3 separate regions of the Homo sapiens genome follow, and all the other regions are linked to region 1. A link is a loop called in an ENCODE intact Hi-C map of the cell type or tissue named here. Cell type or tissue: endothelial cell of umbilical vein. All regions are shown on one strand. Each heading gives the region's core, and the rest is flanking DNA. Links, peaks and the distances in the headings are about the cores only.

Region 1 (4,704 bases), core at 527-4,526:
CCCAACCAGACTGGTCTTGCTACACCAGGGTCTCTCTCCTTGGTTGTGGTACATTCACAGGCCTGGCTGTCCTGCTTTCTGTCAATCATGTGAGCCCACCAAACCCTTCCAATGAAAGCTCTTTCAAAGTAGCTAGAGGGTTTGAATGGATGTTTTCGTTTGTTTATGTTGTTCAAAATGAAGGAATCCTAGCTGGTAGACAACTTATTTCCAGCCCTTATCAACTCTCTCCTGGAATATTGCAGTAAATTTCTTACCTGATTCCATATCTTCCATGTTCCTATCCTTTATTAAGTTTTCTACATTCTTTCCAAAGTGTTATATGTAAGAAAAATTTAAAATCAATGCTGACTTATTCTTGATTTTTAAGATAAAAAATCAACTCCTAAAATTTCTCATGTTCCCATGCCCTGTGCCCATGCTCCAAAATTGGAGCCTGTGATGCAGTGGAAAGAGCATGGCATTTAACTTGAGATCCAAACTTGAAACATGTGGCTTAGCATGTTCGTTAAACTTTTTCATCATTAGTTTTTCGTACGCAAAATGAAGAATATATACTCCTGGAGTGCTTGTGAGCGTTTGATGGGATAATACAACTCCAGCTTTTGCAGCGTGATACATTCTCAGTAGATGGTAACTCCCCTACCTCCACCTCCTTCCCTAGTGGGGCTTGCTGCTCCCTGATGGATCTTGATAAACTCTGGATGAGCTTGGATGCCCTGGAGGTCCCTGGGGTTAAGAAATTGGATGCAGCATCAGGGCATTATGGTACTTGGTTTTATGGCATGGCAGTCATACATGGCATTTTAGGGAAGACAAGAGAGCATGGGGGAAGAATCTGACATTGTGTGTTGAAGCAAAAGGATTGTCATTTGCAGTGTGTTCCTGACAGCTCTGGTTATACAGGTGGGAGAACCGGATGCTTTATTATGAATCAGTCAATCTCTTAAGCAAGTGTTCTTTAAAGTATTTTGATTGCAAATTGCAAAAAATAGTTGCAATTCAGGGCCAGATGCCATGTTTATTTCTTGGTTCTCAGCCTACTCTTAGCAGATAAAAATGACCAAATGTGAGCATTCTGTGTGCTGTGCAGAAGTAACTATCCCTACCAACAGCTATGTGCACCTATGCTCATTTTCCACGGAACCTTCTTAAACTCTTCATGTTTGAAGTGGCCTATTTGTTCTTGCTGCCAAAGTTGAAAGAAATGTTAGCTAATTATAGAGAGGGAGTTTGTCTAACAGAAGGGCTTTTCACTAGAAGCTGAAGGGAGCTGTTTCCCTTTTGGATCAGCAATAGCTTGATGGGTTTGAAAAAGTACACAGTATCATCTAATAATTTCTAATTGGACTCACTTGAGAAAATACATAATGGAGATTTAGATTATAAGGTAGGGTAAGAATATTTGTGTTGATGTATATGTTAAACTAGCAAAATGGGTATCATCTCTGCTCCACTGGGGCTTATAAGCCAAAATGAACATGATGGATCTATAAGTAACAGGATAGGCTCACAGAAGCAGTATCACTTTTTGAGATATCAGGATTCTGAATGTCAACCAAATATATGAGAGTAACCTGCACAGGAGTGTTTTGCTCTGGCAGTGAAATTGTAAATTGCCAGCATAACATGATACTCAAGGGGAATGGCAGAGGGGGTTGCCGGAGGAAGGGTATTTTTATTTCAATGTAATTAGGGAAGGTTTCCTTGCAGAAGTGATGAATGCTTTCTTTTTTGTGCTTTCCTTGAGGCATTAAAAAAAAAAATCTCTATTCTGAGATCTTGGCAGTTCTTTCCAGGAGCTGAATTTGTCCCCTTTGCCCCTTCTCTACACCTCTCCCAATTGCTCTAGATCCAAAGAAACCATGATCTGAGCTGTGAAGTGTTCAGAGTCCTAAGTTCTAACTCCAATGAAGCTCTCACCTTACACAGTACCACATCCAAAAGGGGCCCAGGGCTTTTCTAGGGATCTGTCCTCAAGTTGGAAGCCAGGGGTTCTCTGGGCTGAAAGTCTTTTTTGATCAGAGAAGCCAAGCAGGGTGACACCCCAGTCCCCTGAAGAGGCCACAGAACTTCAGATATATATTTCACATCATAGCACTCAAGTTTAGGCAGTGTTTTGGACAACAAATGTCTGGGGTGGAAATTGCGTGTATGCTGACCGTGAAAATGAAATTAGAGTGTTCCTCTGTCCTTGAGAGCAGGAATTCCATTGTTTGGCCCCATGTGACCTAAATTTGACTCTGAATATCTTTGGATACCACTAATAACCATGACTATTGAATGGTGGGAAGGTGATGACATGAATTTCCTCAAACTCAGAGGGACATTCCAGAGGGAAACTGGGTGACTCCAGTGTTAGCTCTTTTTCTGCTTAGCTATCAGGGGAGTGAATTGTACCTCAACTGGTTCTGGAGCCTTCATTCCTTATCTCCATTAGACGTCAGGAAATGTCTCTAAGCCCTAATCACCCGATGGTATTTTATAAAGCACTATGCCTAAGCTTCCCTTTTCAGTTGAAATGTTGAGGACTGAAGTGGGCAATGAAGACCTTGTTTCTTTGGCTACTAGCCAACCTGGATTAAAGAAGAAAAACAGCTTTGACAGAATTTCTTTTGAGGTGGTCCAAAGACTGTTTTCTGGAACATAAAAAGCATCTATATTCCACTGTGATTTTGTTAACTGTTTGCAGTAAAGTTTGAAGGTGTTTGGCCCAATCTGAATACCAGTTAACCCACGATCTCTGTTTGATACATCTATCCCCAGCTGGTGACATGCTCTTATTAATCCTTTGATCTAGTTGGGTATCTAGTGTGTGGTGCTGAAACAAAATTTTACCCTGTGCACGAATCTCGCTTCTCCATCTTATTGAAAGATGAAAGCATAAGATGGGACATGAGGCAGAAGACAGGGTTTTGGTATCCAGTTCTGGGGCTTGAGGACATTTTAAGCCTCAATTTTATGTATAAAATGGCAACAAAGACTTCTATTTGTCACCATCATTGAAAATAATCAGATGAGATAATGAATTAAAAGTGCTTTGTACATCAAAAAGCCCTGATTAAACAAACACTACTTCTAAACAACTTGATGAATACAACTCCTACTAATATAGACAGGCTAGAAGCAAACTTTAAGCATAGATCTAAATTTTCAAGGAATGGAAAGTGGCTCAATCTTAAGTATCTTTTCACATGACTTGCTCTCTGTTTGGACATTTCCGAGAACTGAAAGTTACCATGTTGCTAGAAACTCATACAGTCATTGGAGGTGTTCTTGGTGCTGAGTGATAGAGCCACTGGGGGTGTTATTTCCCAACAGAATTTCCATTGTCTGCTGAATTTGTTTTTGTTGGCTTGACTCTTCTATTGAAATCTCCCTGATATCCTGTTATTAGGAAACTTGGGGATTATTTTCCCTTCTGTAAAATGGGGATAATATCCCCTAGGGTTTTTGGAAGATTTACGATGAGATATTCTCTGTAAAGTACTTACGATAAAACGTTGTCCACAATATGTATATAATAAATGTTAACTATTACTATTATTGCTGTTATTACTTTGATTACAATTATTGGGTGAATGACAAATTGTAATGGTCACTTTTCTCCCTTTGACCAGTCATTGACTAAATTAAGCTTCAAGTGCTTTTGGAAGGAAGAATATGTGAGATATCTAAGAAAAGTTGATAAAATGTTATCTTCTTTGATAATAGAATGACCAATCGTTGACTTTTTTTTTTTTCCTTCTTTTGAATGACAGAGAAATGCCAGCTCCCTGTAAACATGAGAAAGCCCAGATGAAATAAATAAGGTGCTTCACATTCTGCCTCTCAGCCACATGCTCTGGGCAAGAGATTCTAATTCTTCAGAATAGCCACTTCCCAAGTTCAAATGGGGCCATCCTTCTTCTCTGGCACTGGCAGTGAGTGCTGGGGCAGTCTGTATCATGTTATGGCAAATTACCTTGAGGTCACAAGCCAATTTTTTGTTCCTATAGAAACATTGACTGTGAGAAGATAATGGCCAATGTGTTTTAAGCACTTTGTATTTGCAAGGGACTGCTCTAAGTACTTGATAAACATCAACTTCTTTAATCCTCACAACTCTATGAGGTAGGGATAATTAGCATCATTTTCCAGGTAAGGAAACTGAGGCCCAAAGATGTTAAGTCATCCAGACAGTAAATGGTTGTGTCAGGATTAATGCACAAGCACCTTCATTCTTGACCATTACCCTCTGAAAAAAGGGCTAAGGTGGAGAGTGTGGCTCTGGGGCAGGGCAACTCTAAACAGGAAACATGCTCCTTCACAAATGTGCTGGATTCTACCTCTTTCAGTTAAAGATAAAAGGAACCTTTACGTGTGAACTCAGTCTTCTCTCCAGGGTCTTTAGCTGACAGAGTGCCATCATTTTGCATACAGATATAACTCTTATTGTCTGTGGCTTCCATCTTTTACTTCAGACTATATGTCTGGGTTGAGTGGTTCAAATAATGGCAGATTATAAAGTGCTTTCATTTATTCCAACTCTGTGAAATAAGAATTTCATAGTGAGAAGCTTCCCAGAGACAGAGAGAGAAGAAACTTGTGTATGTCACAGAGCTAGTGACATAACTGGGGTTTGAACCCCTATTTCAAACTCCTATCTCTACACCATAAGAAACAATCCCTCGTCAATCTGGGGGTTGTGGGTGGTGTCACCAG
Region 2 (4,704 bases), core at 299-4,298, 600 kb after region 1:
TCTACCTGCTCAGGCTCTTTTCTAAGCCAAGGATGCCAGAATTCCAACCAATTTCTGCTTTGGCCAAAGAGTATCTCAATTGCATGCTGACAAGAGCTTCAGCACAGCTACCCATCTTCATTTTCAAAACGTAGGTGCATCTAGCTCAGAAGGATAGGGTCCTGGAGACCCAGGAGAGAAAAGACAGATCCTCTGAATGTCAGAATAGGACCTTTTTCCCTGTCCTTGTGCTGTCAGCCTGACTCTCTGAGCCACAGCTCCAAGAACAGCCCTGGGGTTATAGAGGTGCAGGGCTTCTAGATAAGAAGCCAGAACAGACAGTCCCCTCTGTGTCATTTGTCGTTACACAATATCCTAACCTCACGCCTCTAGGGGGGCAGCCCAGCAAAGCCAGCAATAGCCAGAGACTGCTGGCTCTTTCTGAGCCACTCATGGTTTCAAGGTGTCCCAGATTTTAAGAGGCTGAATTTTCTTTATGCTTCCTGAGTGCTTCTATCTCTCCACTTTAACATTGACATATGCATGTATTGCAGTAATATTATTTATTCAAATCTACCATGTTCTGGGCACTGGAACAGTGCCTGGAACTGTTGCTGGAACTGTTACAGTGCCTGGAACTTCTTAGAGTATTATGTATTCAAAGTAATATCATTTATTCAACAAACAATATTATATAACTCCTTCTAGGGCTTACATTCTAATGGGGGAGCACACGATAAACAAATAATAAATGACAGTAAAATAAAACAAATAATCACATATGAAGAGGTCCTCTGTGCAGGATGTGAGGACCAACGTTTGAGCACTGGCTCTGACATAGAGTATGTGGAACCCTTATTCGCTCATGCAATCCCCAGGGAAATCCTCTTAGGAGGTACTATTAAGCTTCACTTGACAAATAGGAAAACTGAAGTCCAGACTACACAGCCTAAAAATAGTAGAACACAAATTTGAACCTGGGTCTGATGCCCAAGATCCATTATCATTCCACTTCACCATCTCTCCCCCTGAAGCAAGGTCAAGAGACAAGGAGAAGGAAGGCCAGGACTTTGAGCCTTTCCACCTCATGCAAGAGTGTCCTCTGAGCCTCCACTGCTCAACTCAAGCACGTGTTTTTAAACATTCCAAAGCACTCCCAGTTGCAAAGGAGATGTTGTAGGATGTTAGGTCTCAGCACAAGGAACCCAAACCTTCAGGGGCTCTCCTCTACATTATGCTCCCATTTTTCTCCCAAAATATCGATCTCCACCCACCCTAGACATAGAACTGGAGAATAAGTTCCAGTTTCATCCCTTTGCAGATCTTAGGGGGACCCATCAAATTCCCAGCCACTGGGTGAAAATCAGCAGCTTCTTTATAGGACCTGAGTTGCCTTCCTAGAGGATCCTAGAGGAAAAAAAAAAATCTTATCCTTCAAATACTGCTGTCTTCCAAAATACGTAAGGACGCCACGGTGAATCATAGTGGACACCCTGCATTGGTTGGGTTATTATTTATCCTAGAAGCTTGGGTTCTTGGAGCCCTAGCTTATTTAAGCAACAAAGTCCCTCACAGCCCACAGGTGAGGAAGTGAGTGTAACAAAGAGATCATTGGACCTAAAATCAAAACACCTGTCAAATCCCGGTTCTGCCACTTACTAGTTATGATCTTGAGCCAGAGACTTAATTTCTTTGAGCCTCAGATTCCTTTCTGTAAAATAAACAGTTGTGTGACTTACCTTACAAGGATCATTGTAAAAGGAAAGAAGACCTATGTAAGATTCTGTGTTGAAAGAGCTCAGTACATAATCATGTATTTTAAAAATTAGATGTGGCTTTAATTTTTAAATTTTTCTCATTAAATTTGACAGCAAATTATGTTACTTGGCTATGAATTTAAACCTTGCTTACGTCTCTTATTTCTGGGAAAAAACAAAAAACACCTGCAAGGTTATCCCACTGCTGATTCCTGAGGGGAGGTCCCTCAAGGGCACATAAGGTGACAACTCCTCCAGCATGGACAACAGCCACCCAGAGATGCCAGGGAAGAATAGAGGGAACTCTCTTCTTTTTCCAACTTTCCACGTAATTTGTAATTGTTGTTTAAACTCTCAATCCTCCTGGTGATATGATAGGCTCAACTTTCCAAGATACTGAAGTTGAAAGAGTTTAAAAAAAAAAAAAAAAAAGGTATAACCAGGAAAGTTAGCTTTAATAATCTCCATTCCAGACATTTTAACCCACTTGAAAGGGGTAATACTTACCCCCCAAAACCTAAAGGGTGACTGTTTTGAGCATGAGGTGTGGGGAATAGAGATTAGCGTGAGAGGGAGGAAAGTGTTAAAATAGAAAGAGGCAGAGAGGAAATGAAATAACCTTCCTACCTCTTATCCTTGAGTGCTTTCAAGAGCCTGTCTGGGGCCAGGAGCCCCAGGAAACACCAAGGCTGTTTCTTGCCTTCACCTTTGGGCTGTTTTTTACTGCCATTCATTAAGAAAATCTTTTCCATCAGCCTTATCATCCTTTTCTTGGCTCTTGGTCAGGTTGAGTCAGACGTGGAACATTTACTTTCACAAAGACTAACCAATCTTTTGTCTAGACGCAGATGTCTTCCACCAAAGCTTGTTGATCAGGGTCATGAAAGAGGCTGGTAAACACGTAGGCCCTTTTGTGTAACTGAACACTGTGGGGGGAAGACTGAGGACAGAGGAAATGGAGAAAATGGGGGGAGCTAGGAATTTGTTGATAGCATATAAAAGTGGGCAACTGAAAGCACTGTGAACTCTCTTTGTTTGAAAAGTGTAAGGGGACTAGTTTGTAGTATCCCTAAAAAGGTTTGCAGATCAAGAGTGGAACTGGGTTTCAAAGGCCCCAGGGCCTTTTCTTGTCCTGTTGCCTCTGCCTGGACCATTTTCTGTCCTTCCTCTCTACTTCCTCTTCCCGGGCCAACTTTTATTCCCTCTCCCAGTCTTTTGCTAACAGCCACTTCCTCAGGAAAGCTTTCCCCAGCCCCTGCGGCTAGGGCAGGTTGCCCCATTACCCACTCTCATCACACCCTGCACTTTGCCAGTGCAGCTGTCTTCAGTACTATAATTAAATGATGATGTGTGCACAGCTATTTGGACAATGACTACCCATATTCATTAGTCGTTGGGCATTTTGTAAATTATCTTATAATTGAGCTAATTGTAATCTTTAAGCAGTAATATTACACAACAAAAACGTGTATAATTATTATTAAACTAATAATGTTGTCTCTCTGGCTAGATATTAACCTCCTTGAGGGCAGGGACTGCTTGGACCTGTATGTAATGGGGTGCCCAGTGCCTGATACTGTGCCTAACACATAGGTGGAGGTCAAAATATATGTTGAATAAATCAATGTATGAGTTTGTCCATGAGGGCAATAAAGGGGAAAACGTAAGGGGAAAAGCATCCAGAGAATAGTTCCCACTGGTTTAGGCTAGACAAGCAATGTACCAATGTTTTGGTTGCCCCAGAGTCCCTAGTACGGAGCTATTTCCTACATCATTCACCATCCTGAGCACAGAGACCTTCTGAAGTCTTATTCCATTGTTGCCTTTAACAGCAAAGAAAAAAGAAACTTGGAAGCCAGCTCCCTGGATGTACTGTATATCTTTTGAAAACAAAAAGTGGTCTTTGGTCATTTCAGAGAAATTTTAAATTCATGGTAATATGAAAAAGAACTCATTGTTTAAGAAAAATATTTTGGCCAGGCACAGTGGCTCATGCCTGTAATTCCAGCACTTTGGGAGGCCAAGGCATGAGGAACATTTGAGACCAGGGGTTCAACACTAGCCTGGGCAACATAGTGAGACCCCCACTTCTACAAAAAAGAAAAAGAAAAAGAAAATTATCCAGACATGGTGGTACATGCCTGAGGATAGCTTGAGCCCAGGAGGTTGAGGCTGCAGTGAGTTGAGGAAAATAAACGTCTCATTTCTCATTCCAAAACCACAGGGACACTTTACTACAAAAGTATGATTGCACCACTGCACTCCAGCCTGGGCCACAGGAAAAAAAAAAAAAAAAGAAAGAAAAAGAATATTTTCAAGGAGTGAATTAGACTATAGTTTTGGAAGTCTGATTCATCCTTCATGTAGTGTATGTTATGTTGCATTAGCCATCTTTCCATGAAGTTCCATCACTAGATAAATGAAATTGAGCATGTCTCTGCATAGGTTTGGTCCTTCAGAGGTATTGTTGATTCTACAAAAGCAGAGACAGTCTCATGCCTATCTTTTGTAAATCCAGGACACTATGGTGTCTTGGGCACAGAATAATCACTGATGAGATGAATAGGTGCACCAAGTCAAGAGGTCCTTGAAAGGTCCCCCATTAAACCTATGTTATCCCCCCATTAGTTTACCTCACAAAGCATGATTCCATTCTTAGGGGAAAGTTTCACAAAATGGCTCTCATATCTCCCTCTCTGTAGACTCCTAACTTATTGCAGCCTGGTTTCTCCTGGCCTTCATCCCATGATGTGTACCAGCTCAGTGTGTCTCCTTCCTGCTCTCTCCTGCTCAGCCCTCTCCCAATCCTCCCTCTATCTTTTTGATCTTCAAAGGAGTCAGACAAGGAGCACATCCCCCTCCAGGCAGTATTCTCTGCCAGTCTTTTCAGATGACTGTATTTTCCTGGTCACAAAACGTCCCCAGTGTCCAACATCTTCTTGAGTAAGCATCTACATAAAGGAAGCAA
Region 3 (4,704 bases), core at 184-4,183, 270 kb after region 1:
GAGGCACATTTCCACACTTTGTGTTTCTTCCCAGGAACCTCTCCAGTTGTTTCTTTCTTCTTTACAAATTGCATAAGACCATGGAAATCTTGTCCCACTCCCTACCTTCTGGAAAAAGAGGCAAGAGCATGTTTTAGAAGGAATTTTCTTCCTTATAGTTGGAAGGATGAAGATGGTGGGACAGTGGGGAAAAGCCATCTCTGTGTTTCTACTGGTTATCACAACAAGACCAAGAATTATCCTGGTATATATACATATATATGTATGTATATATAACATGTATATAGTTATATATACATACATATATATGTATATATAACATGTATATAGTTATATATACATATATGCATACATACATACACCATTATATATGTATATATGTGTATATATAGAAATATGTAGGTATATATGTGTCTATATACACATTTTATGTATGTGCCTATATACACATTTTATGTGTCTATATACACATTTTATATATGTGTCTATATACACATTTTATATATGTATCTATATACACATTTTATATATGTCTATACACATTTTATATATGTGTCTATATACACATTTTATATATGTGTCTATATACACATTTTATATATGTATATATATGTGTGTGTGTGTATGTGCACACACCTATACATACATTATATATGTATCTCCCACTACTTATTTCCTCTCATCATTTAAGTTACCAAAACATATTGTTTCTCTTTCAAATCCACCTTCTCTTTTCCATCTCCAATAACATTTCCTTATTTCATCTGCACATCATATCTCACTTGCATTACTAAAATACTCCCCTAACTGGATTCTCTTTTGTGTCTCACCATTATAGCTTATCTTTCACACAGCTATCAAAATTGACTTTCTAAAACAAAATCTAATCATTCCACTTCTTTACTTAAAAAGTGTTTCCCTGTTGTTCTGGGGCTTCTGATTTTTGTCTAGGATATAGCCTTGGAAATTATGCTAAAATTCAAAAATCTATAGTTAATTCTGATACATAGCTCTACTGAGAACCACTGTATTAAAATTGTCTATGTAAAGAGTTGAAGAATAGACACATTTCTCTGATAATGTGCTCAAAATTCTTATCAGGGAGAAACCAAGAAAATGGAACTATTTTTTGTCCTAGTGTATGTCATGTGATTATAAAAATGCCAAATTAAATAAATTCACCATGAATAACAGAAGCAGTGGTATTCTCTACCTTTTCTCTTTCAGTTTTGTATAAAAATGGGACCAGTGGTATGAAGGATTCCCCAGCACTGTTGAAATCCAGTCTGATGTTGTATCCAAATAGAACCGATTCTCCTGCAGCAATTACATACCCTGCCTGCCAACCAGGTCTGCCAGGTCACTAGAAATCTTACCAGAACTCCTCCTTCATTATTTGCTAAGAATATTGAGGATGGGGGAAAGAGAAAGAATAAAGGAAGGCAAAATGACCGTCTCAGGCAAGTCAGCTCTAGGAAGATTTGTTAAGTAGGAAAAACTTGTCATTATGCCCCTAACCTTTTTAAATTTTAAATTTAGAAATATTCAAATATAAACAAGAGCAAAGAAATTTAAACATGTACCCATTATCCACCTTCAAAATTATCAACATCTGCAATCTTGTTTCATCAATATTCCCCACCACACACACTCTTTTCTCCATATACACTGGATTATTTTGTAGCAAATCTAAGACATGGTTTTATTCACATATAAATATTATACTATGAACTTGTAAAAGACAAGAACTGTTAAAACAGAATAATAGACTTCTTGCATTTTATTACTTCTCTATTGTTCCTGTAACAAATTACCAAAAACTTACTAGCGTAAAGCAACAAAAATGTATCATTTTATAGTTCAGGAGGTCAGAAGTTGGAAATGAGTCTTAAGGATCAAGATCTTATCTGGTCTGGTTCCTTTTCAAGGCTTCACAGGGAAGAATAAATTCCTTGCCTCTTCCTGCAAATGGCATTCCTTGGATGCTGGCTATATCACTCAGCCTCTGCTTCTGTGGCTGTATGGTCTTTTATTCATTGACCTTGTTGGCTCCCTTTTCTAAGAACCCTTGTAATATGGGTTGGCTCTGTGTACCCACCCAAACCTCATCTTGAACTGCAATCCCCACCTGTGGGAGGAGGGGTCTGATGGGAGGTGACTGAATCATGGGAGTAGACTTCCCACTTGCTGTTCTCATGATAGTGACGGAGTTCTCATGAAATCTGGTTGTTTAAAAGTGAGCGGCACCTCCCCCTTTGCGCTCACACGCTCTCTCTCTCTCCTGCCACCATGTAAGACATGCCTTGTGATATGGTTTGGCTCTGTGTCCCCACCCAAATCTCATCTTAAATTGGAATCCCCATAATTGCCACATGTAAAGGGAGGAACCCAGTGGGAGGTGACTGGATCATGAGGATGGTTCCCCCATACTGTTCTCGTGATAGCGAGTGAGTTCTCATGAGAACTGATGGTTTTATAAGGGGTTCTTTCCCCTTTGCTCTTCACTCTTCTCTCTCCTGCCACCTTGTGAAGGTGCCTGTTTCCCCTTCCGCCATGACTGTAAGCTTACTGAGGCCTTCCCAGCCCTGTGGAACTGTGAGTCCATTAAACTTCTTTGCTTTATAAATTACCCAGTCTTGGGTATTTCTTTATAGCAGTGTGAGAACAGACTAATACACTTTGCTTCCCCTTTGACTTCCACCATGATTGTAAGTTTCCAGAGGCCTCCTTAGCCATGTGGAACTGTGAGTCAATTAAACTTCTTTTCTTTATAAATTACCCAGTCTCACGTAGTTTTATATGTCAGTGTGAAAATGGACTAATACACCTTGCAATTACATGTAGGACCTACCTGGATAAGCCAGAGTAATCCTTAACTCAATTATATCTGCCAAATTCCTTCTGCCCATATAAGGTAATACATTTATAGGTACCAAAGACTAGGACATGGGCATCCTTGAGAGGAGGAGGCATTATTCAGCCTACCACAAACTTAACATTTAACAATAGTTCCTTAGTGTCATTAAACATCTAGTCAGAGTTCAGATTCCCCGGATCATCTTGTAGTTTCTTCGGTTTGGTTTGGTTTTCCCCCAATCAAAACCATTCTCTCTGAGAAAGTTCTATTAGGTCCTGGCATCCATTATGCTGTCATATAAATTAGTTTAAGGAATCAGGTGCAGTGCTACAATACAAATTCTGACTTTAGCTTGTTCTGCCCAGAAGCCCCATTCATAGAATCCTAATGGTGCCAGTCATTTCAATCATGTCACCAAGTTGACACTGTTACTGACTAGTTTGGTCTAAATTTGCAGCTGTAACTGTTCTAGAAGGACTTATCCATTGATTTTATAGATTCGGCCTAAGTTTAGGAATTATCTTAGGTCCCAGGATAACTCATGTGTTGCATCTTCAGAGAATCAATGAGTGGGCCCACATTATGAGAAATTCAGGCCACAATGGAATACAGGAAGCAGATATTACTTAATCTCCTTTCTCCTAAAAGTGTGTGTTGTTCCTCTGACCCATTCCCATCCATTTCTCTTCCTTCCTTTACCTCCTAAAATAAAAAGGAGATTAAGTAAGGTAACAGCAGGAAACAATACTTGGTCAGTGCTGACCTCCCTGTCTCTCTAAGTTCTCATGATCAGATGGCTGAACTCAAGGAAGGGATAGAATAGATGACAACTGTGTAAGACAAAAAAAAAGAGTGTTCACAGCCATGTGGGAGCAGGATGAGACGACCAGGACTACAACTACTTCCATTCTGCTGACTTAAGAAAAGGAAAAATTAAGGATAGGAATCTGATTTGAAAAGACAAGCAGAATTTGACAGCCCTGTAATGTATTGGAAGGAATGAATTATGTGTCCTGGATTTGACTGCAAACTCCACCACTAACTAGCTGTGTGACTTGGGGCAAATCTTTAAATGTTCTAGATAGCTGATCATCTTTAAAATGCAGATGTGGGCCGGGGGCAGTGGCTCACACCTGTAATCCCAGCACTTTGGGAGGCCAAGGTGGGTGGATCACCTGAGGTGAAGAGTTTGAAACCAGCCTGGCCAACAGTGCAAAACCCCATCTCTACTAAAAAAATACAAAAATTAGTTAGGCATGGTGGCACATGCCTGTAGTCCCAGCTATTCAGGAGGCTGAGGCAGGAGACTCGCTTGAACCCAGGAGGTGGAGGTTGCAGTGAGACAAGATCGTGCCACTGCACTCCAGCCTGGGTGACAGAGCAAGACTCCATCTCAAACAAACAAACAAAATGCAGATGTGGACTAGTCTCTAAAGCTCCATTCCACTGATTTTTTTTTCCAGTGCTTGTCATTTCTAATGTGAAATACAACATAAAATGCATATTCATCCCTTGATCTCATATATTTCCTAGAAATTTTTTAACTTTATTTTTTTAACTTCTATTTTAGGCTTGGGGGTATATGTGAAGGTTTGTTGCATAACTAAACACATGCCATGAGGGTTTGTTGTGCATATTATTTCATCACCCAGGTACTACACCTAGTACCCAATAGTTATTTTTTTTCTGCTCCTCTCCCTTCTCCCACCTTCCACCCTCAAGTAGACCCCAGTGTCTATTGTTCCCTTGTTTGCATTTTTGAGTTCTTATTATTTAGCTCCCATTTATAAGTGAGAACATGCATTATTTGGCTTTCTGTTCCTGTGTCAGTTTGCTAAGGATAATGG

The links. Hi-C counts contacts between places; a loop is a spot of excess contacts. Peaks named below come from ENCODE experiments on the same cell type or tissue, not always from the same donor. Only the 100,000 strongest peaks of a DNase experiment are listed, where the experiment ranks them.
Region 2: it touches region 1 in a loop (8-fold over the local background); 3 of 110 quality-filtered maps call a loop at or near these places.
Region 3: a loop joins it to region 1, with 7 times the contacts of the local background. A loop is called at or near these places in 3 of 110 quality-filtered maps.

The regions. Positions count from the first base shown.
Region 1 is chr15:38,826,031-38,830,734 of GRCh38, forward strand. No RefSeq gene overlaps it. Among named protein-coding and RNA genes, the nearest start is that of LINC02694, 130 kb to the left of the region's middle. In endothelial cell of umbilical vein, for the core only: no CTCF peak of the experiment used is centred there; DNase peaks (open chromatin) are centred at 2,331 and 3,271; H3K27ac peaks cover 3,996 bases.
Region 2 is chr15:39,427,591-39,432,294 of GRCh38, forward strand. No RefSeq gene overlaps it. Among named protein-coding and RNA genes, the nearest start is that of THBS1, 150 kb to the right of the region's middle. In endothelial cell of umbilical vein, for the core only: no CTCF peak of the experiment used is centred there; DNase peaks (open chromatin) are centred at 2,561 and 3,411; H3K27ac peaks cover 3,365 bases.
Region 3 is chr15:39,100,670-39,105,373 of GRCh38, forward strand. The region is part of intron 1 of LOC105370777 (a long non-coding RNA gene); the gene reads right to left. Among named protein-coding and RNA genes, the nearest start is that of LINC02915, 150 kb to the right of the region's middle. In endothelial cell of umbilical vein, for the core only: no CTCF peak of the experiment used is centred there; a DNase peak (open chromatin) is centred at 1,902; H3K27ac peaks cover 959 bases.